Regions from separate parts of the Homo sapiens genome. Here region 2 is linked to region 1. Evidence: read pairs that join two places in POLR2A ChIA-PET (ENCODE). Cell type or tissue: Panc1. All regions are shown on one strand. Each heading gives the region's core, and the rest is flanking DNA. Links, peaks and the distances in the headings are about the cores only. Region 1 overlaps CFAP57 (cilia and flagella associated protein 57). Region 2 overlaps MPL (MPL proto-oncogene, thrombopoietin receptor).

Region 1 (16,708 bases), core at 7,801-15,800:
ATTTTTAGTAGAGACGGAGTTTCACCGTGTTATCCAGGATGATCTCCATCTCCTGACCTCGTGATCCGCCCACCTCAGCCTCCCAAAGTGCTGGGATTACAGGTGTGAGCCACTGCGCCCAGCCTACAGATTCAATTTTTATAGGAATTTGTCAGTTTCATCTATATATTAAAATTTATTTGCATAAAGTTCATAATATCCTTTCAATTTTTTTTTCATTTTGTTTTTTTTTTGAGGTAGGGTCTCACTCTGTTACCCAAGGTAGAGTGCAGTGGCATAATCTCGGCTCACTGCAACCTCCGCCTCCGAGGTTCAAGCGATCCTCCTGTCTCAGCCTCCTGAGTAGCTGGGATTACAGGTGTGTGCCACCACACCCGGCTGATTTTTGTAGTTTTAGTAGAGATGAAGTTTCACCATGTTGGCCAGGCTGGTCTCGAACTCCCGATCTCAAGGGATCCGCCTGCCTCAGCCTCCCGAAGTACTGAGATTACAGGCGTGAGTGACTGCGCCCGGACCCCTTTCAGATCTTTTTAATGTCTATAGGACCTTTAGTGATATCCCCTTTTTAATCCTCATATTGGTTGTTGGTATCTCCACACTCTTAATTTTTTCTTCATCAGTCATGCCAAGGGTTTGTCTATTTCGTGTTTTCAAAGAATCAAATTTTGGCTTTGATGATCTTTTGTCTGTTTTCTATTTTATTAACTTCTGCTCTTATCTTTATTTCCTGCCTTTTATTTGAATTTAATTTGCTGTTCTTTTTCTAACTTCTTGAGATGGATGCTTATGTATCTTTTTTCATTTCTAACACAGTATATGTATTTAAGGTTATACATTTCCCTGTATGCATAGCTTTAGCTGCATCCTGTATCTGTATTTGTAAAAAATGTTACACATGTCATTCTAACATATATCCCTAATTAGAGACCAGTGTTTTAAGTACTTGTAAAGTGATGAAACAAATGGCTGTTTTCCTGGACTGGTGAGCTTGGGCATCAGAATCACTTTCTGTACTTTCATCCGCATCTCCACAGTCACTTGAAGACTAATTATATTGCTGAAGCTGAGGAGGCTCAGCAGCTCTCATTAATAATGTCCGTGGGCCAGGCGCGGTGGCTCACGCCTGTAATCCCAGGACTTTGGGAGGCCGAGGTGGGTGGATCACCTGAGGTCAGTAGTTCAAGACCAGCCTGACCAACATGGAGAAACCCCGTCTCTATTAAAAATACAAAATTACCCGGGTGTGGTGGTACATGCCTGTAATCCCAGCTACTCAGGAGGCTGAGGCAGGAGAATCGCTTGAACCTGGGAGGCGGAGGTTGCGGTGAGCTGAGATTGTGCCATTGCACTCCAGCCTGGGCAACGAAAGCGAAACTCTGTCTCAAAAAAAGAGTTTGTGTTACTTGGGAGGCTGAGGCAGGAGAATCGCTTGAACTCAGGAGGTGGAGGTTGCAGTGAGCCGAGATCACGCCTCTGCACTCCAGCCTGGGTGACAGAGTGAGACTCCGTCTCAAAAACAAACAAAAATGCTTGTGTTTACATAGCACTTTCACTTTCCACACATTTTTACTTTTCCTTCCAATGATCTGTTATTTGCTAAAGTCAACGGTCAGTTTTGGACTTTACATGACCTCCCTCTGACATCTAGTACCACTGACCACTTCAACCTTTCAGAAATTGTTTAGTTCCTTGGCTTCTTTGAGATAATTATCTGATTCCAAGTTCTCTTTGTATCTTTATTTTCAGTCTTTCATCGGCTCCTCTTCTTTCACCAGTCTCTTAAATGTTGGTCTTCCCTCTGCTGTCCAATATTCTTCTCAGATTCTACATAGGCCCTTGGTGATCTAATCTATGCCTCTGACTTCCTCTACTTTCTAATTCCCCGAATCTTCATACTCAGCCCTGACTTCTCTCCTGACCTCCACACACATACATCACACTTCTGGGCACGTCAAATATCACATGGCCAAAATGGAACTTCATCTCTTTCTTCTCTCTGCCTCCGCTACTAAAGTCATGGTTTAGTTCCTAACCCAGCTTTCACCTTCACATCCTAACTGCTCTCCATCACTCCAATTTCCTTCCACTCTAATCCTTCCTCAATACTGTTCAGAGAGTTACCTTTCTGATCCCATTACTTTCTTGCTTAAATCCTTTCCGTTGTTTCTCGTCACCTAGAGACTAAAGTCCAATTCCTTGGCATGGCATACACTACCTTCTGCGATGCAGCCAACCTTTCCTACTCCCTCTATCATTGCTCAAATGTGTCCAGTGTTCCAGCCATATGAACCAATGAGCACTGTCCTATTTCATACCTCCATTTCATCATCTCCAACAAGTCCTTCTGCCTAGAATGCCTCTCTTTTCCAATGGCCTCTTATCTCCAAATTCATCTGCTGACTTCTTACCCTTTCTATGCCTCTCCCTCTTAATCATGCCTCACATCTAATCTACTACTCTAGGACCTAGTGATTTTACTTTCTTTTTTTCTTTTGCTTTTCTTTCTTTCTTTCTTTCTTTTTTTTTTTCAGACAGGGTCTTACTCTTGTCACCCAGGCTGGAGTGCAGTGGTGTGATCATGGCTTATTGCAGCCTTGACCTCCTGGGCCCAAGTGATCCTCCCACCGCAGCCTCCCAAGTAACTGGGACCACAGGTGTGTGCCACCACACCTGGCTAATATTTTTTACTTTTTGTAGAAACAGGGTCTCCTTATGTTGCCCAGGCTAGTCTCGAACTCCTGAGTGCAAGCGATCCTCCTACATCAGCTTCCCAAAGTGCTTAGATTATAGGCATAAGCCACCACGACTTTACTTTCTAAAATCATTTGAATCCATCCACTTCTCCCTAACTGTATCACCACCACTATTATCTATGGTGTAGATATCCACAATAGCCTCCTCACCATTTCTACCCTCGCCCCCTTCAATAGTCTTCACTCTGCTGCCAAAGTAATCCTTCAAAATGCAAATCCGGTCATATTCTCTGCCCTGAAAGTCTTCCATGATTTCAAGAAATAAGAAGGATAAATCCTTACAAGGCCTACAAGTTTCCATGCATTTGGGCCCTTGTGACCTCTCCAATCTCAGCCCATCTTTACCCCACGGTTTATCCTGGCACCACATTCCAGGCCCACAGACTTTCACGTTCTCTGACACCCTATGAGTCTCCCATCTCTGGCCTTTGGATCCCTATCTGCAGTGATTATCCCCACCAGTTGTGTCTGATTAACTCCTACTCACTCTTATAGGACCAAGCCTTTGCAAATACAGCCACCTAAATTATGCCGCCCCCTTCATTATTTCTCTCACAACAACACCATGTTTTTCTTTCAGTGGAACTGCAATTAGTAACTACATTTGTCTGTGCATTTGTTTTATTGTCTCTTTCCCCAAGTAGACAGTGAACCCATGAGGAAAGGAACCATCTCTCTTTTGTTCACCTGTATCCCACTGGCTGGCGGCATACTTGGCTCCGTGCCCCTTGTTTCCCCAGAGACTGTTCACTCACTTACCTTCCCTGTGTGTCCTTTCAGGCTTGAGATGTTCTCTAGGCTCGTGGTGGTGTAAACGTGAATCACATTTCCATTGACTGCAGCAAACAGGTGACCTCCATTGCTAAAGGAACACTATAGGGAAAGACAGCAAGAGAGCAAGCAAGCAGGAAGTGAGCAGTCTAATTAGAGGTTACAGTCAAGAGGTGCTTTTCCCAACGAGTTCAGACTGAAACTACGTGTGAGGGTGGGAGTGGGGGGAAGGTGCAAATGAGACTGAGGAGTGGCTGACATTTTCAGACACTTTCATTATTCCTGTAACTCATAGTGGCCAGATGCTGACACTGTCAGGCCCACAAATCATTAAGCCGTTGGGACCACAAGCAATCATTTTGCCTGTAGAAGCATGTTTCAGAGCCGGGGAAGTAATTCCTGAAATCATTGCCTTGTTTCTGCAAGACACCTCAGGGAAAGCTGATGCGCTCTTTATTACCTCTCACCATTGATGCTTATTTTTCCCTGGCTCCTCCGTCTCCAACCTCACCTTCTTAGCTGTGACTCTGATTCTGAGATTACTTTTCTTTTAAAATATTTGTTAATATTCCACAATTACAGACAGGACTTATCATAGCGGGGATCTCACAAGGTTTTAGGTTCAATGAAATAGTCTGGTGGACATAAGAATATGGGGATGGAACCATATACTCAATAAGGTTGCTGGGAAAATAACTGGATTTCCTCCTTCCCCCTTTTTTTAAGCCACTGTAGTTCTCCAAGACAGATTTTGGTCCCACCTCCCCAGATCATGTTAGTTCCTGATATTTCAGCCGTGGCTTTCTAAGAAACTGGACTTTTGTCTTCAGCAGTTTTTTTTTTACCTCTCCGCATCCTCTAACAGAGTATTCTTTGAAAGAACGTATATCATCAATGAGTAGATTCATGAGGCGTAGTTTGTCAGCAAACCCTACTACAATGAAGTGTCCAGATGGATGAAGGCTGATGGAATATGCCTCTTCTTGGTATTCCTTAAATAGTTCCAGGGTGCTGTGAAAAAGATCAATTACTGAATTGTAAGCTTAGCTCACTAAATCCTTCCAGTCATCTACTGTATCTGATATATATTGTTATCATCGTATTTGAGACACACTACTGTTTGCAATTGTTGGTTCCTCTCTTTTCTAGATCTTGGTTATTAGGGGATAATGTCCAGCGTGGAGCATGGTAGATAGGGAGACTGGTCAAGGTGTGGTCTAGCGATGCTGAAGACATAGCTCTGTTTATATTCCAAAATTCATGAGTATTGTCCAAGTATTTTTTCCCCAGAAGCCCCAGAAGTTGTACATAAGAACAAAGAAAACAGTAGGGGGTGGGGGTCCACCTAGGGTTGGAGCTTCCCAGGGAAGCTGTGCTGGAAGGTAAAGTCAGGAGGGAGTTGGGGGTGGTTGAGATAGTGATGTCCTGGGAGAAAGATGAGGAAGAAAGGGTCTGGAGAGCTCCCTGAAGCAAAGAGCAGTTCCTGTGGGAAACAAGGGGATAGGAGAGCTGGAGGGACCCAGGAGTTTATGTAAGAAGGTGAGAGACTGAGGTGTTGTCTTCATCTCTTCATGTCCCCAGTGTCTAGCATGTGGTAAGCATTAAATAAACCACAAAGTAGTTTTCTAGCCCACGCAAGAGTGAGAAACAGGTAGGTTGACTGACTTGATTTTTTAAAAATCTTTTCCAACTGAAAGCTTCTAAATAATTAAAGTTTGGAACACTGTAATTAAAATAATTCACATAAATTCACAACTGGGGTCTTGCATAATAAAGTAGGCAAGCCTTTCATTCCTTACTTTGTTTCATAATTCCAAAGGCGGATGGATCGATCCAGAGAACAGGTGGCTATAAGGGGTTTGCGGATGCAGGTAGCTAGACCGGTGATGGGTGCTGAGTGCAATGGATACATCAAATACTCAAAGTGAGCAGGCTCCCCCTAGAGAAATCACACAGAACAAGATCCCGCAGAGTAAGCAAAAGGCTGGCTGTACATGTCAGCTCTAATTAGTTCCCATGAACATTAATTAGCCTGGGTGCACAGAAATCAGGCTGTGGCTAAACTGTTTGAATATTATGCATATTTTCCTGAGCCAATATTATTATTATTTTTTATTTTATTTTATTTTATGTTTGAGATGGAGTCTCGCTCTGTCCCCCAGGCTGGAGTGCAGTGGCGCAATCTCATCTCACTGCAAGCTCCGCCTCCCGGGTTCACACCATTCTCCTGCCTCAGCCTCCCGAGTAGCTGGGACTGCAGGCGCCTGCCACCATGCCCGGCTAATTTTTTTTTGTATTTTTAGTAGAGACGCGGTTTCACTATGTTAGCCCAGGATGGTCTCGATCTCCTGACCTTATGATCCGCCCACCTTGGCCTCCCAAAGTGCTGGGATTACAGGCGTGAGCCACCATGCTTGGCTGAGCCAATATTATTTTTAAACATTATTTTAATGGCAATAAAATATTTTCTTCAATGGATATCTTAGAATTTAATTTAACCCTTCCTCTGCTGTAGGAACATTTAAGTGGCTTCCAATTTTTGTTATTTATTATAGGAATAACACTAGACTAAATATCCTTGCACAAGTCTTTGTATCTCTCTGATTATTTCCTTAGTATACAGTTCTAGAAGTGGAATACTGGGAAAAATTGTATGAATGATTTTTAAGGATCTGGATAAATAATGCCAAGTTTCTCTCTGGAGAGACTGCACTAATTATCACCAGTAGCAAATGAGAGTTGGATGGATGATTTTAAATTGAAATGCATCCTACTGCACTGGTTATGTAGGTTACAGATGTCTGTCATCAGAGGCATTGTTTCTGGAACACCTGAATGAGGAGTGATCGTTGGGAAATTTAATGAGATGTACATATTTAGGTCTGTTCGCAAGCCAAGACAAAGGCTGAAATGGATTTTTTTTTTCAAATTCTGCCCCTCTGCCACTTATAAATTTATCTGCATCCACTCTATCCTACGCTAGTATCTCCCATCCAAGTATTAACCAGGCCTGACCCTGCTTAGCTTCTGAGATCAGACAAGATCAGGTGCATTCACGGTGTTATGGCTGTAGACCCTACTATCTCAGAGAAAGAGATGCTATGCTGGGTAGGCAGGCACAGGTTATTGTTATTCTTCTCCATCTGTTACGCTTTCTTTCTCCAATATCTTCAACCTGCCTGTCTCTATGAGCACATTCCTATTAGCTTTTACACACTCAAATCTCTCTTGTCTTAAAAACAAAAGCAATGCTCTCTCTTCCCCCTCTGCCTGAGGAGTCATGCAATGATGGGGAATCACACAAGTGGGCTTACCGGTTTCACTGCAAATGCATGACCACAAACCTCCAGTGGGCATTTAACCCTGTCTGGTAACTCTACCATATTTTTTCAATAAATTCACATTCTAAATATCCAAGATAAGTATTTCATACTGTTTATTCTCCTTTTCAAACATTCCAACCTTTTTCTTCCAATTCTAAATCTCATCTGATGACATTATCTCATATTTCCTTGCTTTCTGTGTCTTTGTTTTCATTTTGTATCTCAGAAGCAGACTTGCAGAGATTCATCATAAATTCATATAAGACAAATTTTATTTTATTTCGCTCCTTTCTTTCTCAATTTTTACTTCTGTTCCTCCCTATGATAAGTAGGCACCAACAAAAGGATTTCATGTATGTCACTGACTATATACATATGTGTTTTATATTTCTATAAATGATATTGTGCTTCAGATCTCTTTCTGTACTTTTACTTTTTTCTCAACACGAAATTTTTAAGGAATCATCTATGTTGCAGTATGTATAATTTGCTTCTAACTGATGTTTGATATTCTACAGTGTGCATCTAGCTACTTTACTTCTTCATTACCACTAGGAATGAACATGTGGATTGTCTTCAACCGTCCATTGCTACAAACACTATGGTGAATATCTTTGTCCATGTTTTTTTTTTTTTCTTTTTTTCTTTTGAGATGGAGTCTCGCTCTGATGCCAGGCTGGAGTGCAGTGGCGTGATCTCGGCTCACTGCAACTCCGCCTCCCAGGTTCAAGCGATTCTCCTGCCTCAACCTCCCTAGTAGCTGGGACTGCAGGCACATGCCACCATGCCCAGCTAATTTTTGTATTTTTAGTAGAGACGGGGTTTCACCATGTTGGCCAGGATGGTCTCGATCTCTTGACCTTGTGATCCACCCGCCTCAGCTTCCCAAAGTGCTGGGATTATAGGTGTGAGCCATCACACCTGGCCTGTCCATGTTCTTTAATGGCTCTGTGGGGTCAAATTCCTGGTGTGTATCCAGTGCAGACTACTGGATAACAAGGTACATGCACTCTCTATTTGACCAAGAATTATCGGATTCCTTGCTAGAATGGCTGTATCAGTTTACACTCCCATCATCACCATATTAGGGTTATCATTTTCCCCTGTCCTCAGAAATCTCTGGTAATAAGTGGATTTTTAATTTTTGACAATATAGTAATGAAACTTCTTATAAAGAAGCATCTCAGAGTTGTATTAATTTGCATTTTTCTGTTCACAGGCAACAAAATTCCCTACGGCAGCACCCAAAGGCTTGAAATTAGCCATTCCAAGTGTGTCCAAAAAACTAAAGGAAACCATGATTAAACAAGTAAAGGTAGAAATGATATGCATCAAATAGAGAAGAATAAAAGGATCCCATCAATATAGGGATAGAACTGTAAGAAAATAGAAATTCTAGAGTTAAAAACTACAATAACTGAAATGAAAAATCCACTAGAGGTGCTCAAGAATAGATCTGAACTGGCAGAAGAATTAGTGAACTTTATAGATCAAAAAAGATTAGCAATTTGAAGAACAGAGAGGAAAAAGAATTAGAAATTTACAGAGCCTCAGAAAAATGTGGGACACCATTAAGCACACCAACTAATGCATAAGGTGAATGCTAGAAGGAGAGGAGAAAGAGAAAGGAACAGAAAAAACATTTTCATAAATAATTGCTGAAAATATTATAAATTTATTGGGAAACACCAGTGTACACATATAGGAAGCTCAATGAACTCCAAGTAGGAAAAACACAAAGAGTTCCACAAACAGACACATTTTGGCAAAAATAATGAAAGCTAAAGATGAGAAGAAAATTTTGAAAGCATCAATAGAAAAATGACTGATCACTTACAAAAGAGTCCCAATAAGATTAATAGCAGATATCTCAGCAACAACAACGGAAGCCAGAAGAGAATGGGATAACATGTTCAAAGTGCTTAAAGAAAAAGCTGTCAAACAAAAATCCTGCAAAGCTATCTTTTAGAACTAAAGGTGAAAAAAAATTACCAAAAAAACTGAAAAAATATGTTGCTAGCAGATATGACTTACAGAAAATACTAAAGGAAATCCTTTAGGTTGAAAGCAAGTTACTCCAGATAGTAATTCAAATCCACACAAAACAAAGAGCACTGGTAAAGGTAATTATAAAAGACAATATAAATATATATTTCATCATCTTTTAGCTGATTTAAAAAGCAATTGTAGGAAACAATATGCATATAATATACTGTTGTTGCTATAACATATAGAAATGTAATATATTTCCCAGTAATAGCACACAAATGGTGGGTGGGAACAAATGTGTACCAGATTAAAGAAATGACTTCAGTGGTAACTCAAACTCAAGAAACAAATGAAAAGAACCAGAAATGATAGTAAAGGTTAACATAAAAAGACTATAAATATATAATTGCTCCCCATTCTAACCTCAGCTTCTTTAAAATATATAAAATTATATAAGGTAATAATTATAAGAATATGTCATTGGGGTTTGTAACACTCATAGATGTAATATATATAACAATATTACCATTAAAAAGGGGAAAGGGAAGGTAGCTATGTGGCAATAACATTTCTATATGTTACTAGCATTAAGTTAGTATGAAATTGAATCAAACTGAATCTGATTATAATGAGTTAAAGTGTGTATGGTAAGCCCTAAGAAATAATTAAAAGTATATAGGGAAAAATAATTAAAGATATTAAAACACTACCTTAAAATTTTACTTAATGTGAAAGAAGGCATAGAGAGGAACAGAAGAACAAAAACCCCATGATACACACACACAAAAATGGTAGACATAAATTCAACTATACCAGTAATAACATTAAATGTGAACTGATTAAACAATCCAATCAAAAGAGATTGTCAGACTGGATAAAAAAAGATTAAATTATATGATGTGTATAAGAGACACAGTTTGGAATCAAAGATACAAATATATTGAGAGTAAAAGGATGAAAAAAGATATACCATACAAACAGCAACAACAAAAATGCTGGTGTGGTTACAGTAAGATCAGGCAAAATAGGCTTCAAAATAGAAAATGTTACTAGAAATAGAGACATATTTTATAATGCAAAATGGTCAACCCATCAGGAAAATATATTAATTGTAAAGATATGTGCACCTAAAAATAGAGCACCCAAATGTATAAAGTAAAAATTGTCAAGAATGAAGGGGAAAATAGACAGCTCAACAATAGGAGTTGAAGATTGCAATATACCACTTTCTTTCTTTTTATTTTTTTTTTTGAGATGGAGTTTTCACTCTTGTTGCCCAGGCTGGAGTACAATGGCATGATCTCGGCTCACCGCAACCTCCACCTCCCGGGTTCTAGCAATTCTCCTGCCTCAGCCTCCTGAGTAGCTGGGATTACAGGCATGTGCCACCACGCCCAGCTAATTTTTTTGTATTTTTAATAGAGACTGGGTTTCGCCATGTTGGTCAGGCTGGTCTCGACCTCTCGACCTTAGATGATCCACCCACCTCGGCCTCCCAAAGTGCTAGGATTACAGGTGTGAGCCACCACTCCCGGCTTTTTTATTGATTTATTTTTGAGATGGAGTTTCACTCTTATTGCCCAGGCTGGAGTGCAATGGCACAATCTTGGCTCACCACAACCTCTGCCTCCTGGGTTCAAGCGATTCTCCTGCCTCAGCCTCCTGAGTAGCTGGGATTATAGGCATGCGCCACCACGCCTGGCTAATTTTGTATTTTTTTAGTAGACACGGGGTTTCTCCATGTTGATCAGGCTGGTCATGAACTCCTGACCTCAGGTGATCTGCCCACCTTGGCCTCCCGAAGTGCTGGGATTACAGGCGTGAGCCACCACACCAGGCCATGCAATACACCACTTTCAAAAACAATCAAGACAAGTAGGCAGAAGATGACAAGAAACAGAAGATCTGAACAACACTAAAAACCAACCAGACCTAACAGACGTATATAGAACACCCAACTCAATAATAACAGAATATACATTCTTCTCAAGTGCATATAGAGCAGTCTCCAGAATAGATTATATGCCAGGCCAAAAACAAACCTTAATAAATTTAAAAGAATAGAAATAATACAAAATATATTCTCTAAGCACAGTGTAATTAAATTAATAATTAATAACAAACAGAAAGAAACTGGAAAACTCACAAATAAGCAGAAATTTAACAACACACTCCTAAAACCAATGGGTCAAAAAGAAATCAAAAGAGAAATTCCAAAATATTTGAGATTAATGAAAATAAAGACATAACATAGCAAAATTTATGGTAAGCAATATTAAGAGGAGTTTTTTTCTGGCTGCAAATACCTACATTTTCAAAAAAGAAAGATCTTAAATAAATAACCTAATCTTCTACCTTAAGACACTGGAAAAAAAAAAAGAGCAACCTAAACCTAAAGCAAGCCAAAGGAAGGAAACAGTAAAGATTAGAGTGAACATTAATGAAATAGAGAATAGCAAAGCAATAGAGAAAAATCAATGAAACCGAAAGCTGATTCTTTAAAGAGATAAAAAAAAATGGGGGGAGGAGGAAAATCATATTAATACAATCAGAAATGAAGGAGGGAATATTACTTTTTTTTTTTTTTTTTTTTGAGACGGAGTCTTGCTTTGTCACCCATGCTGGAGTGCAGTGGCACGATCTTGGCTCACTGCAAGCCCTGCTTCCCGGGTTCACGCCATTCTCCTGCCTCAGCCTCCCGAGTAGCTGGGACCACAGGCGCCCACCACCATGCCTGGCTAATTTTTTGTATTTTTAGTAGAGACGGGGTTTCACTGTGTTAGCCAGGATGGTCTCAATCTCCTGAGCTCGTGACCTGCCTGGCTCAGCCTCCCAAAGTGCTGGGATTGCAGGCGTGAGCCACCACGCCCGGCCAAAAGAGGGAATATTACCATTAAGCTTACAGAAATAAAAAGGATCATAAAGGAATACTATGAACAATTGCATGCCACTATATTAGACAAATAGACAAATTCCTAGAATGACACAAAAACTGAAACTGGCTCAAGAAGAAATAGACAATCTAAATAGATGAAAATAGGTAAAGAGATTAATTAGAAAAAGAAACTTTCCACAAAGAAAAGCCCAGGCCCAGATGACTTCACTGGTGAATTCTACCAAACACTTAAAGAAGAATTAATACCAATTCTTCACAAACCTTCAAAAAATTAGAAGAGGCTGGAACACTTCCCAACTCATTCTATGAGGCCCTGATGCAAAAGCAGTCAAAGACATCACAAGAAAACTACAGATCACTATTTCTTATAAATATGGATACAAAAATCCTCAACAAAATACTAGTAAATTGAATATACTAATATGAAAATGATTATATACTATGGCCAAGTGGATTTTATCCCAAGAATGCAAGGGTGGTTTAACATCTGAAAATCACTTAGTATAATATACTATATTAATAAAGTAAAAAACGAAAACTCACACAATAATTTCAATAGACACAGGAAAAAAAAAATGTGACAAAATCCAACAGCCGTTCATGATAAAAACATTCAACAAACTAGGAATAGAAGGGAACTTTTTCAGCCTGATAAACAGTATCTTCAAAAAAACCTACAGACAGCATCAAACTTAATCGTTAAAGACTGGATGCAGCCGGGCACGGTGACTCACGCCTGTAATCCCAGCACTTTAGGAGGCCGAGGCAGGCGGATCACAAGATCAGGAGATCGAGACCATCCTGGCTAACATGGTGAAACCCCGTCTCTACTAAAAATACAAAAAATTAGCTGGGCATGGTGGCGGGCGCCTGTAGCTCCAGCTACTCGGGAGTCTGAGGCAGGAGAATGGCATGAACCCGGTAGGTGGAGCTTGCAGTGAGCCAAGATTGCGCCACTGCCCTCCAGCCTGGGTGACAGAGCGAGACTCCGTCTCAAAAAAAAAAAAAAAAAAAAAAAGAGACTGGATGCTTTCTCCCTAAGATTAGGAACAAGACAAGGATCTGCACTCATCACTGATATTTGACATGATACTAGAGGTTCTAGCCATGGCAACTAGGCAAGGAAAATAAGTAACAGGCATTCACAGATTGGAAAGGAAGACTAAAACTACCTCTATTGCAGATGTCATGATCTTATATATAGAAAATCCTAAGGAATTCACTAAAAACGCTGATAAAATTTGGATATTTGTCTCCTCCAAATCTCATGTTGAAATGTAACCCCAGTGTTGAAGGTGGGACCTGGTGGGAGGTGCTTGGATCATTGGGGGCATATCCCTCATGAATGGTTTATGAATGGTTTAGTGACATCCCCTTGGTGATGAGTGAGTTCATGAGAGATCTGGTTGTTTAACAGTGTGTGGCATCTCTCACCTCCCTCTCTTGCTCCTGCTCTCACCATGTGATGTGCATACTACCCCTTCATCTTCCACTATGATTGTAAGCTTCCTGAACCCTTACCAGAAGCAGATGCCAGCACCATGCTTCCTGTACACCCTGCAGAACCATGAGCCAATTAAACTTCCTTTCTTTATAAATTACTCAGTCTCAGGTACTCGTTTATAGCAATGCCAGAATAACCTAACACAAAAACTACTGGAACTAATAAATGAGTTTGGCAAGGTTGCAGGAGACAAGATCAGTATGCAAAAATTAATTGTATTTCTATACACTTAGAATGAACAATCCAAAAATGAAATTAGGAAAATAATTCAATTTACAATAGCATCATGAAGAAAATTTTTCAGAATATATTTAACAAAAGAAGTGCAAAAGTTATACTCTGAAAATTACAAAATGTTCTTGAAACAAATTAAAGACAATCTAAATAAATGGAAAATATCTCATGCTCAAGAATTGGAAGGCTTAGTATTGTTAAGATGGCAACACTCCCCACATTGATCTATAAATTCAATGCAATCCCGGTGAGGATCCCAGATGGCTTCTTGTAGAAATTGAAAAGCTGACTGTAAAATCCATATGGAATTGCAAGGGACACAGACTACCCAAAACAATCTTGATAAAGTAGACTACATTTGCAAGATTCACAATTCCCAATTTTAAAGTTTGCTACAAAGCAGCAGTAATCAAGACAGTGTGGTACTGGCATAAAGATAGACAGATCAATGGAACAGAATTGGAAGTCCTGAAACAAACCCATGTGTCAACTGATTTCCAACAAGATGCCAAGACTACTCAATGGAGAAAGACTAGCCTTTTCAACAAATGATGCTGTGACGACTGGATATCTACATGCCAAAGAATGAAGTTGGACCCCTATACCATCCCATATACTCAAATGAATTCAAAACGGATTAAAGACCTAGATGTAAGAGCTAGCACTATGAAACTCTTAGAAGAAATACAGAGGTAAATCTTCATGGCCTCAGGCATTGGCTTCTTAAATATAACATGGAAAGCACAACCAACAAAAGAAAAATAGATAAATTCAATTTCATCAAAATTGAAAACTTCATCAAAAGACAACATCAAAAAAGTGAAAAGACAACCCACAGAATGGGACATAGTATTTGCAAATCACATATCTGATAAAGGACTTATATCTAGAATTATAAATAACTGTTACAACTCAATAATAAAAAGACATATGACTCAATTTTTTAAATGGGCAAAAAATCTGAATAGACATTTCTTCAAAGAAGAATTAGAAATTCTTGAAAAGACGTTCATCATTAATCACCAGGTAAATGCAAATCAAAACCACAATGAGATACCACTTCTTACCCACTAAGATGGCTATAATAAAAAAGATAATAACAAGTTTTGGCAAGAATATAGAGAAATCAGAATGCTCATATACTGCTTATGGGAATATAAAACGGTCCAGCAACTTTGGAAAACAGTATGGCAGTTCCTCAAATAATTGAACATGAAGTTACCATATGACTCAGCAATTCCACTTCTAGGAAGAGAAATGAAAACCCATCCACATAAAAACTAGTTGCATTATTCATAAAAGCCAAAAGGTAGAAAAAACCCAAATATACAAATTTGATGAATAAAATATAGTATATCCATATAATTAAATATTATTTGGCCATAAAAAAGGAATGAAGTACTGATACCTGCTACAACATGGATGAACATTGAAAACATGCTGGCCAGGTGTGGCGGCTCACACTTGTAATCCCAACACTTTGGGAGGATGAGGCGGGTGGACTGCTTGAGCTCAGGAACTCAAGACCAGCCTGGGAAACATGGCAAAACCCTGTCTCTACTAAAAATACAAAAGCTAGCTGGGTGTGGTGGCGTGCACCTGTAGTCCTAACTACTTGGGAAGCTGAGGTGGGAAGATTGCTGGAGCCCAGGAGGTCAAGGCTGCAGTGAGCCATGATCACACCACTGCACTCCCACCTGGGTGACAGAGCAAGACCCTGTCTCAAAACAACAACAAAACCCATTATGCTAAGTCAAAGAAGCCAGTCATAAAAGTCCACACGTTTTATGATTCCATTTGAATGAAATGTCCAGAATAGGCAAATCTATATATAGAGACATGAAGTAGGTAAGTAGTGGCCTAGGGCTGGGGTGGGGAGGGGTGATAATTGGGAGGATGGAGGAATAATAATAGCTAAAGGGTATGCGCTTTTTTTTTTTTTGAGGTGATAAAAATGTCCTAAGGCTGTCTATGATAAATGGTTGCATAACTTTTTGAATATACTAAAGACCACTGAATTGTATACTTTGAATAGGCAATTTGTATGTGAATCATAACTCAATTAAGTTGTTATTAAAAAAAGGACCATTACTGAGAAAGATATGTTAAATCTTCTACTATGATTGTAGATGGTCTATTTTCCTTGTTCTGCCCAGATTTGCTTTATATATTTTGAATCTATGGTATTAGGTACATGCAAACTTAAAATTGTAATATCTTATTGGTACTGAGCCATTTTAAGTACAATATGATCTCTATCTTTAATAGTGCTTTTTTGTTGTAATGTCTGCAGTGTATTTATACTAGCTTTCTTTGTTATTCCAAAACAGTAAAAAGGAAAAAGAAACATTTTTATATATACATATTTGTGTACATGAGCAAATATAGCAATAGATTAAATGCCTTAAAATGCAATTTCTGGGTAAAAGGATATGTGAGATTTAAATTTGATGGACAATGCCAATACGTCTGTCCTCCAAAGTTACTGTAGCAATCACAGCCCCACTGAGTCTATCAGCATGCTTCTATGTGAATATCTTAAAATTAGAATTTTGTTTTGCTCTGTATTAAGGGGATGCATGAGTTTATGCTAACTTATTTGGATTAAAATTTGCCCACATGGTGACTAGTCCCCCAGCAGGCAGATAGGTCCTGGTCTGGAAGGACCATTGCTGGAAAGACTCACCTTGCTGATCTCTGTCAGGGACATGGTGATGCTGTAGAGTTGGTTCTTACTGGTGCTGGCAACCAGAGTTTCCTCTGAGGGGCTGAAGCACAGGCAGAGAACGTCCTGTTTGTCAGACTGACTTGGATCATTGCTCTGCGGGTCCACAGGAATCTGCCCAAAATGCAAAACAGCTATCAGTAATGTCCCCACGTTGTCATTGTGGCCTTAGGCTTTCAGAGTTTTCTTTTTTTTTTTTTTTTTTTTTTTGAGACGGAGTCTCGCTCTTTTGCCCAGGCCAGAGTGCAGTGGCACTATCTCAGCTCACTGCAAGCTCCGCCTCCCGGGTTCACGCCATTCTCCTGCCTCAGCCTCCCGAGTAGCTGGGACAACAGCCGCCCACCACCGCGCTTGGCTAATTTTTTGTATTTTTAGTAGAGACAGGGTTTCACCGCGTTAGCCAGGATGGTCTCGATCTCCTGACCTCATGATCCGCCCGCCTCGGCCTTCCAAAGTGCTGGGATTACAGGCGTGAGCAACTGCGCCCGGCCTAGGCTTTCAGAGTTTTCTTGG
Region 2 (11,259 bases), core at 3,260-11,259, 160 kb before region 1:
TAAATGTTAAGCTAAAGACTTTGGACTTCATCTGCTAGGCATTGTGGTACCTGTGGGGTTTCTGTGTAGGGAAGGACCAAATAAAACATCTGAGGGGGGGGATATGGCAATAATTTGCAACTTCTGGTGGTAGCTATAGAGAAGGATAAAGGGTATAGCCTCAGGGAATTTGTACATTTAAAAATAAAGGATTTGGGCAGGTTGTCATGGTTCACTCCTGTAATCCCAGCACTTTGGGAGGCCAAGGCGGGCAGATCACTTGAAGTCAGTAGTTCAAGACTAGTCGGGCCAATGTGGCGAAACCCTGTCTCTACTAGAAGTACAAAATTAGCCAGGTGTGGTGGTGCACACCTGTAATCCCAGCTACCTGGGAGGCTGAGGCAGGGGAATCGCTTGAACCTGGGAGGCGCAGGTTGTAGTGAGCGAGGTCGCGCCACTGCACTCTAGCCTGGGTGACAGAGGGAGACTTTGTCTCAAAATAATAATAATAATAAATGAATGAAGGAAGGCAATGGAAATTATCCAGACATGGATCTTGAAGTGGGAGATACCCTAATATATGTAGTCAAGTGGAATGATGACAGAAAGGGTCAGATTTGGCCATTGAAAATCAAATTACCGATGACTTTGGAGAGAGCAGGATCAGGAAAGTGGGTGCTTGAGATCCATTTTGGAGGAGTTGCGGAAAGAATGAAATAGGGAGAACGGGAAGCCGGCAAGTATAGGTGACTTGTGTAGCCCATCCCCTGATATCCTCTATATTCGTTTGCTAGAGTTACTGTAACAAAGTACCACAAACTGGCTTAAATGACAGAAATTGGTTGTCTCACAATTCTGGAGGTTAGAAGTTCCAGATCAAGGTGTCATGAGAGTTGTGTGAGAACCGTGAGGAAGAATCTGTTCCATGCCTCTCTCCTGGCTTCTGGTGGTGGTTTGCCGGCAATCTTTGTCATTCCTTGGCTTATAGAAGAATCGCCCTGTTCTCTGCCTTCATCTTCACTTGGCTTTCTTTCTGTGTGTATGTGTGTCCAATTTTCTCTTTTTATAAGAATACCAATCATATTGAACTAGGGCCCTGACCTCATCTTAACTAATTATATCTGCAATGACCCTATTTCCTAATAAGGTCGTATTTGAAGTACTGGGAGTTAAGACTTCAACATCTGGCTGGGTGTGGTGGCTTACACTTGTAATCCCAGCACTTTGGAAGGCCAAGGCCAGAGGATTGCTTGAGCTCATGAGTTTGGGACCAGTCTGGGCAACATAGTATCACCTTGTCTCTAAAAAAAATACAGAAAACAGGCCTGCGCGGTGGCTCACACCTGTAATCCCAGCACTTTGGGAGGCTGAGGCGGGCGGATCACTAGGTCAGGAGATCGAGACCATCCTGGCTAACGCGGTGAAACCCTGTCCTGCGAAAAATATAAAAAAAATTCGCCGGGCATGGTGGCGGGCGCCTGTAGTCTCAGCTACTCGGGAGGCTGAGGCAGGAGAATGGCGTGAACTCGGGAGGTGGAGCTTGCAGTAGGCCGAGATCGCGCCACTGCACTCCAGCCTGGGCGACAGAGCAAGATTCCATCTCAAAAAAAAATAATAATAATACAGAAAACATTAGCCAAGCTAGTGGTGCACACCTGTAATTCCAGTAGTCCCAGCTACTTGGGAGGCTGAGGTGGGAGGATCGCTTGAGACCAGGAGTTTGAGGCTGCAGTGAGCCGTGACCACACCACTGCATTCCAGCCTGGGCGACAGAGTGAAGACCCTGTCTCAAAAAAAAAAAAAAAAACAAAAAAACTTTTATCTTTTTTTGTGGTGTGGTCTTGGCTCACTGCAACCTCTGCCTCCCGGTTTCAAGTCATTCTTGTGCCTCAGCCTCCCAAGTAGCTGGGATTTCAGGTGTGTGCCACCGGGCCCGGCCAAAAAAAAAAAAAAAAGGACTTTAACATGTGAATTTGAGGGAGAGGAGAGGAATAGAATTCAATCCATAATATCCTCCTACTGTTGGAACCCAAGCAGAAACCAAAGCCCAGGAGAATGCTTGGATGCCAGCCATATGAATCAGCCTTGCTAAGCATAGGACAAGATGGAGAAGGATGGAGAATAGGTCTGGGTGGGACAAATGGATGACATCCAGTATACCCAATCTCCATAATTCCTCCCCAGCCACATGAAAGGCTCTGACTTTACTCCTAGGGACTCAAGACTGGAATGGGAAGAGCATGAAATTGAGCTGTCTATCCCCCTGGATCTCTCATTGCCACCTGCCCATAGGTTGGCTGCACCCCTCCACCAAAGAAAGGCCATGACTCCTTCCTGGCAGCCCTGTCTTACAGCTACTCTCTGGTGATCTGGGAACCACTCCCTCCCTTACCCCTTGATGCCTAGGGCTAGTGCCAGCACCTTGTTGTTGTTAGCCTCAGAGGCACTTGCACTGTTCCTTGATGGTTTTCCCAAATCTTGCCCTCATCTTTGTAAATACTGTTTGCCGTTTATTACACTGTCATCATATTACCCAATTTGAGTGTGTCATCTATTTCTTCCAAGACCCTGACTGATACAGTGGGTATATTTGGAGCCAGAAAAAACAATGACAACAAAACCATTTGTTTGAGAATTAGAATGTGTTAGGAGAGTCCATAATCAGAACTGTCTGAGCACATTTACTGCTGCCTATGAACGGTTTAGAGGATGAGGACAGCTGGCATGGGATTAAGGTAACCTTGTCCAGAAAGATTTCATTCATTTAGAAAAAATTTATTGAAGGCCTACTATCATGCACCAAGCACTACTCTAGGTGCTGGGGGAAAAGGACAAATAAATCATGTTCCTTTCCCTCAAGGAGCTCACAATCTAGTAGCAGGGGACAGATATGTAAACAGTTAGTTGCATAAAGCATCACAGTGCTGTAGTAGATGTCTGAGCTAGAGATAAGAACTTTGGAATGGTCAACATATAGTAAAGGCAGAGAATAGATGGGATTGGAGACTGTTAAGAAATGGAATCTTGAAGGACTGTAATAATTGGAAGAAATGCTAGAAGAGGAGAGTAAGAAGGAATAATTATAACAGTAGTTCGGATATATGAATCATTTACTATGTCCTAGGGACTGTGCTTTACTTAGATTATCTCAATCCTCGTCACAACTCTATGGGGTGCTGTTATTATCCCTGTTTTACAGATGAAAAAACTAAGGCTCAAAGACATTAAGTTATGTGCCCAAGGTTGCACAGCTAGTAAATGTGAAGGACAGGAATTGAATCCAGCTCTGATTCTAGATCTAGTTTATTCTCTTAACTACTAGTACACTCAGCCGGGCGCAGTGGCTCATGCCTGTAATCCTAACACTTTGGGAGGCCAAGGTGGGTGGATCACCCGAGGTTAGGAGTTCAAGACCAGCCTGGGCAACATGGCAAAACCCTGTCTCTACTAAAAATATGAAAATTAGCTGGGGCTGTGCGCAGTGGGTCACACCTGTAATCCCAGCACTTTGGGAGGCAGAGGCAGGCGGATCACGAGATCAGGATATCGAGACCATCCTGGCCAACGTGGTGAAAACCGGTCTCTCCTAAAAATAGAAAAAAATTAGGCATGGTGGCAGACGCCTGTACTCCCAGCTACTTGGGAGGCTGAGGCAGAATGGCTTGAACCCGGGAGGCAGAGGTTGCAGTGAGCCGAGATCGTGCCACTGCACTCCAGTCTGGCAACAGAGCAAGGCTCCGTCTAAAAAAAAAAAAAAAAAAAAAAAAAAAAAATTAGCTGTGTGTGGTGGTGTGCGCCTGTAATCCCAGCTACTAGGGAGGCCGAGGCACAAGAATCGCTTGAACCCGGAGGTGGAGGTTGCAGTGAGCTGAGATCGCGCCATTGCACTGCAGCCTGGGTGACAGAGTGAGACCCTGTCTCAAACAAATAAAAAAAACCTACTAATATACTCAAAGAGGCAGGACCAAGGTAGGAAAGAATTTAAAGGAGAAGTGAGTAGTCAGCCTTGACAAATCTTACAGCGAGATCAAAGGAACTGATGATTAACGAGATCCTATTGGATCTTGGAATTAGAAGATTTGAGGTGCACTTTGCCTGGGCAGTTTCACTAGCAAAGTGTAGTAGGGGAACTAATTGAAGTAGTCTCAAGAGTAAATGGGAAGTGTGGGGAAGTGGAGGCTTGTTTTCAAGGCGTTTGACATCAAAGAGGAGAGAGAAAGTAAAGGAGGAGCTTAGTGAAATGAGCCTGCCTGTGGAGAAAGGGTCCTGGTTTTATGTCAGCAGCAGTAGAGTAAGATCAGTGCAATGAAGCCTAATTGTGAGGGCAGACAGAGGGGGATGGAGGTGAGGTCTGGGGTGCTTGTGTTGTGGGGGTAGGGTAGGGAAGTTCACAGAGAAGTCTCGAGAGTTTAGCTCTGTCCAGGGAACTGGGAGTGAGGAGCCTGTCCTCAAGGCTGCTGCCAATAGCTTAGTGGTAGGTAGGAATGGTTGGCAATGTGGGTGGTACAGCAGGACCCTGACTCAGCCATGGGTGGGCACACAGACAGGGGCATGGTCCCCAGGCAAGAAGGCTGCAATCTTCGGTAGTCCATCTGGGCCTGGGAGGAACACAGGGGCAAAGGAGTCCTCTCTGAGGACTTGGGGAGGATTTCAAGGAGGCTGGGTTCCACTTCTTCACAGGTATCTGAGACTGTGGCCTTGGGCTGGGAGAGATGAGGAGAGGCGCTGGATTAAAGCAGATCCTGTGGGAGGAGGGGCTGGACTGTACAGGAAGGAGAAGGGCTGGGGTAGTGCTGGGGTAGTGCCTGGGGATGGCACACTGGTAGGGCAAGGACCTTGAACAAGTTGTATTGTTGGGGCAAGGATCCAGTACCAGGCAGGGTTGGTGGTGGGCACAGGGGAGGGAAGCACACTCACCGGGCTCAGGGCTGCAGTGTCCCTAAGGTACTGGCCTAGGACCCGGTGCAGGTCTGGAAGTGAGGGCCACAGGGCATGCCTCAGTCTCCTGGGGGAGAAGGAAGAGAAGCAGACTGAGCCATGGCAGTGGATTGGCAGGGAGGAGGACAGCAGTTGGGGTGGGGGAGCAGTGAGGCCGGGGAGTAAGGCTTGGAGATATAAGAGCATGGTCAAGGCAATAAAGTTGGGCAGGGGAGTAGAGTAAGAAGAAAACCTCAGGTAGGGGAGGGAAGTCAGTGGTGGGCAGGTTCAACAAAGGGTGCTGCAGTTTCCTCAAACACTCCAATGTTTGTTCTGTCTGGAACACTGGATTCATTCCCTCACCTCATTGTAGGCCTCTGTTCAAATGTCATCCCTGACTACCTTGCCTGAAACACAGTAGTCCCTCTTTATCTGCAGGGGATATGTTTCAAGACTCCCAGCAGATGTTTTTTCTATACGTACATACCTACAATAAAGTTTATAAATTAGGCACAGTAAGAGATTAATAATGACTACTAATAAAATAGAACAATTAGAACAATATGCCAACATCACTACTCTTGTACTTTGGGGCCATTATTAACTAAAATGAGGGTTACTTGAACACAGCTCTGCAATACCTCAACGAGTCAATCTGATAAGCAAGATGGCTGCTAAGTGACTATGGGGCAGGGAGCATATACAGCGTGGAGATGCTGGACAAAGGGATGATTTACATCCCGGGTGGGACAGAGCGGCATGGCAAGTGATTTCATCGTGCTACTTACAATTTAAAATACATGAATTGTTTATTTCTGGAATTTTCCATGTAATTTTTTTCAGACCTTAATTGACTGCGTGTAACTGAAACCACAAAAAGTGAAACTGTGGATAAGAGGGGACCACTGTAGTGCTGCTTCCTTTCCCCATGACAGGCTATCTCCTGCTGTACTTCATTTTTCCTTATAGTATTTGACTTGTTGTACATTTATTACATTGTTATGTATATTTCTTTTTGTCTGTCTCACCCCACTAGAACATATGGTCCCCGAGAAAAGAGAGTTTGTCTATTTATTCACTCCTGTATTTCTAGGGTGTAGAATAGTGTCTGACCCATAGTAGGTGCTCAGTAAATTAGCTGAATGAATGAATGAAGAAAATCAGTGGAGCTTATTAGTAAGTTACTGGAGAGGGTAGTCTATCTGGGAAGAATATGGATTAAGATGTATTGGAGGGGCCTCCATTTTTTTGTTGTTTTGTTTTGTTTTGTTTTGTTTTGTTTTGTTTTGTTTTTGAGATGGAGTCTCCCTCTGTGGCCCAGGCTGGAGTGCAGTGGCGCGGTCTTGGCTCACTGCAAGCTCCGCCTCTCAGGTTCACACCATTCTCCTGCCTCAGCCTCCTGAGTAGCTGGGACTACAGGCGCCCACCACCATGCCTGGCTAATTTTTTTTGTATTTTTAGTAGAGATGGGGTTTCACTGTGTTAGCCAGGATGGTCTTGATCTCCTGACCTTGTGATCTGCCCACCTCGGCCTCCCAAAGTGCTGGGATTACAGGCGTGAGCCACCGCACCCGGCCAGAACCTGGATTCTTTAGCTTCATATTTCCATGTGGAGGGACGTCAGTAGAACATTTCAGGCCGCTTCAGTGACCTCACTCATATCTCTCCAGGGGAGAAGGTGTGACTTACCTGGTAAATTGGGGAAAAGAAACTGAGTATGCCTGGCTCAGCAGACCACCTCCTCCTACTTCTCCAACTTTTTTGTTGGATCTGGCTACCTGCATGGAGGCTACCTTTCAGTCTGCTCATACGTATGGGCAGATTAAAAGTTCAAAGAGAGGTATGTTCAGAGGGAGATGGTAGCCCATGAGAGTGGCACCTGAACCAGCCCAGGACCATCAGAAGACACCATCTGGAGGAGATGACTTCTGAGCTAAGTCTTAAAGAAGCAGCAGATGAAGGATGGAGGTGGGATGCATTCTACCCTTCATGTTTATAGCCTCCAATGGCATTTCTCCTCAGCCTTCGTCTTCCCACATAAATGAGTCACTCATTAATAACATTTATTTAAGGGCCTGCTTTTTGGCAGGCACTGTGCTAAGGATTTAAAGATGACCAAGTAAGGTATAATAGGGAAGATATATAAAGAAATAAACACAGTAAAACACTACTGGTACTGTATTGGAGCACAGAGCAGCGGCCAAAAGGGGGAGGGTCAGGAAAGGTTTCTTAAGAGTTGGTGAAGAAAGTTATTTACAGATGAATGGGTTTAGTGAGACAGGGAGGCTATTTCAGGCAGAGCGGACGTTATGTGCAAAGGCACTGAGAAGTAAAACCTGACTTGTGGAGAAAACCAGTTTGGAAAGGCTGATGCACAGGGTAGAACAGGCTGAAGTGCTTGCTGGCAGGGGCCGATTTTGCAGAGCCTCGCTTGTCATCATAGGGAGCCTGGACTATATCCTGGGAGCTATTGAAAGGATTTAAGGAGGGAATTGATAGGTTCATGTGCGCATTTTAGAAAGATTATTCTGGTGGCTGTGTGAGGCTAGATCGGAGGGGCAAGAGGTTCTGTTTCAGTGAGTCAGGTCGTGTCTGTAGGGCTAGAGAAAGGGGGCCATTGTTTGGACTAGGTTTAGGAGGTGGGACCTGACGGCAGATTGGATGGGGGTGGAGTGGGCAGTTTGGCTGAAGGGTGGACGGTGGCCTAGTCGCCGAGGTGAGCAGCAGGAGGCGGGGCTGTTCGAGGTGGGCGGTATAGTGGGCGTGTTAGAGTGTAAGGAGCCGCGGCGAGTCCCAGAGGTGACGTGCAGGAAGTGGCGAAGCCGTAGGTGCGCACGGGCGGTGGACGGAGATCTGGGGTCACAGAGCGAACCAAGAATGCCTGTTTACAGGCCTTCGGCTCCACCTGGTCCACCGCCAGTCTCCTGCCTGGCGGGGGCGGTACCTGTAGTGTGCAGGAAACTGCCACCTCAGCAGCAGCAGGCCCAGGACGGCGCTGAGGCCCAGCACTAGATGCAGAGCGGTCACCAAGGAGATCCAGGCTAGGAGACAAAAAGGGTCAGACTTCGGCCCACCCGGGCCGGAGCCCCGCCCTCATCCAGCCAGCCCCTACTCTGGCCCCGCCCCTCGCCGCCCCTGGGCACTGCGGGCACCTGCGCAGCCGTCGGCCCGCAAGGTCAGGGCCCCGCCCCTCTCCGCGCCCCGCGCCTCGCCCCTCTCCGAGCCCCGCCCCACTCGCACCCGGCGCCCAGTCCCTGGCGCAGGCGCTGTGCGGCTTTGGTGCGGCCGGGGCTTGCCTCACCGGTCTCGGTGGCGGTCTCCACCCTAGTTGGGTCCGACCACGAGCTCCAGGGACCTTGGTAGGTGGGGCCGTTGAGCCTGGCGCGCAGCTGTAAACGGTAGCGAGATCGCGGGCGCAGCTCCAGGGTCCCTCCTCGGGCCCCGAGAGGCGGCTCCAGCACCTGAGCAAAGAAGCGTGCGGTGGCCCGGCGTCGGGGCTTCGATAGCCCAGCGTCTGTTTGACCCAAATCCTGCAGCTCCGAATCCCCAGGCGGTCGGAGATTCCCACAAAGAGCCCCACCGGCAGAAAACACGCTTCCCAGCAACAGGATAGAGCGCCCTAACCGAGAGCCTCTCCCTAACGGGATCACGCTCTGCCCGAGAGAAACGTGCCAGGCCCACCTCCTGAGACACAGACCTCACCTCAGAGAGCTACGTATCCTAACACCAACACCCAGGTACACCCTCGGCAGGGATCCCGGTACACGCACACCCTACCGGGTGTTCTCACAACTCCAGGTCGGGCGATGGACACCCCCAGAAACAGATATATTCAGAGCCACACAGACCATGCCACAAATAATACTCATGCTGCAGAGGATGCCAGATTTGCGTTAGGCGCTGGGGTACAAGCATCATGTGTACAAGCAGGAAGGCAGCAAACATTTATGAACTGTGTGATACTCCAAACATTGGGTTAGGCACTGGGGAGAAAGCAATAAAACACCGTCTCTTACATATCTAATGAGAAAGACATCCAAACAGGTAAATAATCACAACAATTAATTAGTGCAAGGCACCACGGAAGTCCAGAGAAGCATTTAATGCTTGGTTTTGTGCCACAGAGTAGTTTAGTGTGCTAAAAGCATGGATGACACGGCTGGATGGTCACAGATGAGTCTAAGGCAATCCTGGTAGGAATTTGAGGACTATTAGTACGTTATTGCCATCAACTTAGTTGATGAGTAAGGGGAAGGGATAAGGGAAGAGCAAGAAGAGTCAAGGGTGCTTCTAGGCTTGGGTACTGGGTAAGTAGCGGTGCCATTGTCAGAGACAGGACACAGAAGAGAAGTAAGTTTGAGGAAGATATACTTTAGGGTTCCATTTTATAGAGTTCAACAACAGTCCAAATGAATCAATGGTAATGTCAGGATGGTGATTACCTTTGGTGGCGGGGGATGTGTCGGAGCATTGGGAGCTTCTGAGGTGCTGGAAATAATTTATATCTTGATCCTGGTTATGGTTATGTGGATGTATACACAAGTACAGACTATATATGTAAAATTTGTACACTTTGTTGTATGTAAGTTTTATCACAATAAAAAAGTAAAGCTTCAGGAGGAAGAGGAGTTCCATTCTGGATAGACTGAGTCTGAAATGTCCAGGGGGAGGAAGTTTTGGTAGAACCATAAGATGTTGTACATAGTTGTATATATGTGTGGCAAATGAGAATAAAAGTAGACAAACTAATATTTAAGTAATGTATATTGAGCACCTTCCTTATGCCAGGCAGTATGCTAGGTATTTAGATATAGTATTTAATCTTTACTATAACTCCATAAGGTAGATAGCTTCATCCTCATTTCACCAATGAGGAAACAGACTTCAAACATTTTGGTAATTTGCCTGTGGTTTGTAAATTCCTTTCCATATGGGAGTTAGAATGGTAAAATTGCGATTGTTAATGTATGGACATTGAAACCATGGAGTTAAAGCACTCACCTGGGGAGAACATATTTATTTTATCAGAGGAGAAAAGAGCCTAGGATGAGACTCTAGGAAGCACAGCATTTTGTGGAAGGCTGGAAAGGAGGAGCCAGGAGAGGAGAGTGAGAAAGTTCAGTCAGAGAGGTAGGAGGAAAATCGGGGAAGACTGATATCCCAAAGACAAAGGGAAGAGAAATGTTAAGTAGGAGTAGCCAGAAATATCAGATGCCCAAGAGAGACTAAGATACCAGTTGAATCTGATAAACATAGATATACTAGCAGAGACTGGATACATAGACACTTTCACTCCTGCTAACAGGCATGGCCAACCCCAGGGATCCCCTGCGTAGTGAGGTCTGTGGGCATTTGTTGCTTGACCATACCTTCCAGTCCTGATGGCCTTCTCCTGTGTATCGGAGTTGATAACAGGTCTCTTGGGCTGCCCAGGACGATGGGTGCTGCCACTCCAATTCCAGATGCCCACTGGAGATCTCCCTCCAGTGCAAGTTTGGGGTGGGGAGGCGCACTACAGGGATGTCAGCAGGGAGCAGCTTAAGTCCTTCTGTGCACAAGGCATTGTGCCACCAGAGCCATCGGTCAGAAGGGTCAGAGTTGGGGATCCTGGGCACAGGGTCAGATTCAGTGGGGGTGGGAACTATGTGGGAAGAATGAGGAAGAAAGTTCTTACCAGCCTGGTGGATCCAGAAAGGGGAGCCCAGGTAGCTGTGAACAGTACCCGGGGCTGTGGTCACCTCCACAAGGATGTGAATAATGCTGTCATTTCGTGACTTGAAGTGGCAGCGAGAGAACTGTGGGGTCTGTAGTCCTGGATTTGTTTTCTCTTCCTCTTCGCAGTTCTCCCAGATGGGGTACCTAAGACCCAGCCCCACAGAGTCATTGAATCAGGCCTGCCCCAGAGACTAATCCCAAGGCTTCCCATCCTACAAGAACGATGGCCTGCAGGGATTATCATTTAACTCCTTCCTTCCAGGGGCCTCCAGAGCTTTCCCTCTGTCTTTATGCCATGATGTTTTCTTTTTGTTTTTTCCTTTGTTCATTTGTTCGTTTGTTTTTGCTATTTTGCCATGATGTTTTCTGAAGTCAGCTTTGTTGTCTGGCCTCTTCCCTTTGAGGAAAGACCTGGCATGATATGTGAAAACAGCATGGGTTTTCACCAAGAGTTGAGGTCTTGGCTTACCTTTGTGTAACTTTGGGCAAATTACTTGGTTTATCTCTGCTCCAGTTTCCTTCTATTTGTAAAATGGGTTAATGATACCAACCTCACAGGATTGTTTCAAAGATTAAAGAACCCTCATCTTTCTGGAGAAAAATATCCTCTATTTTTAACGTGTTCTCATACGTCATTCCTCCTACTCT

Evidence for each region. Peaks named below come from ENCODE experiments on the same cell type or tissue, not always from the same donor. Only the 100,000 strongest peaks of a DNase experiment are listed, where the experiment ranks them.
Region 2: POLR2A ChIA-PET joins it to region 1 with 13 read pairs; 11 of 35 experiments call an interaction of 5 or more read pairs at or near these places.

What each region holds. Positions count from the first base shown.
Region 1 is chr1:43,186,308-43,203,015 of GRCh38, reverse strand. It overlaps CFAP57 (cilia and flagella associated protein 57), which reads right to left. Exons shown (of 23, transcript NM_001378189.1): 6 at 16,157-16,309; 7 at 5,324-5,463; 8 at 4,370-4,535; 9 at 3,513-3,626. All of the region lies in intron 4 of LOC105378685 (a long non-coding RNA gene), which reads left to right. It also overlaps the pseudogene RNA5SP46. Among named protein-coding and RNA genes, the nearest start is that of CFAP57, 22 kb to the right of the region's middle. RefSeq lists enhancers at 16,044-16,544, 16,545-16,708. In Panc1, for the core only: no CTCF peak of the experiment used is centred there; no DNase peak of the experiment used is centred there.
Region 2 is chr1:43,345,941-43,357,199 of GRCh38, reverse strand. MPL (MPL proto-oncogene, thrombopoietin receptor) reads right to left here. Exons shown (of 12, transcript NM_005373.3): 7 at 10,571-10,755; 8 at 10,266-10,408; 9 at 8,198-8,357; 10 at 7,841-7,937; 11 at 4,897-4,984; 12 at 2,734-4,682. The coding sequence ends at 4,428. CDC20-DT (CDC20 divergent transcript) reads left to right here. Exons shown (of 4, transcript NR_183650.1): 4 at 2,194-2,516. Among named protein-coding and RNA genes, the nearest start is that of CDC20-DT, 7.1 kb to the left of the region's middle. RefSeq lists enhancers at 7,058-8,028, 8,029-9,000 and a silencer at 7,954-8,163. In Panc1, for the core only: no CTCF peak of the experiment used is centred there; a DNase peak (open chromatin) is centred at 7,679; H3K4me3 peaks cover 1,987 bases; H3K27ac peaks cover 2,400 bases.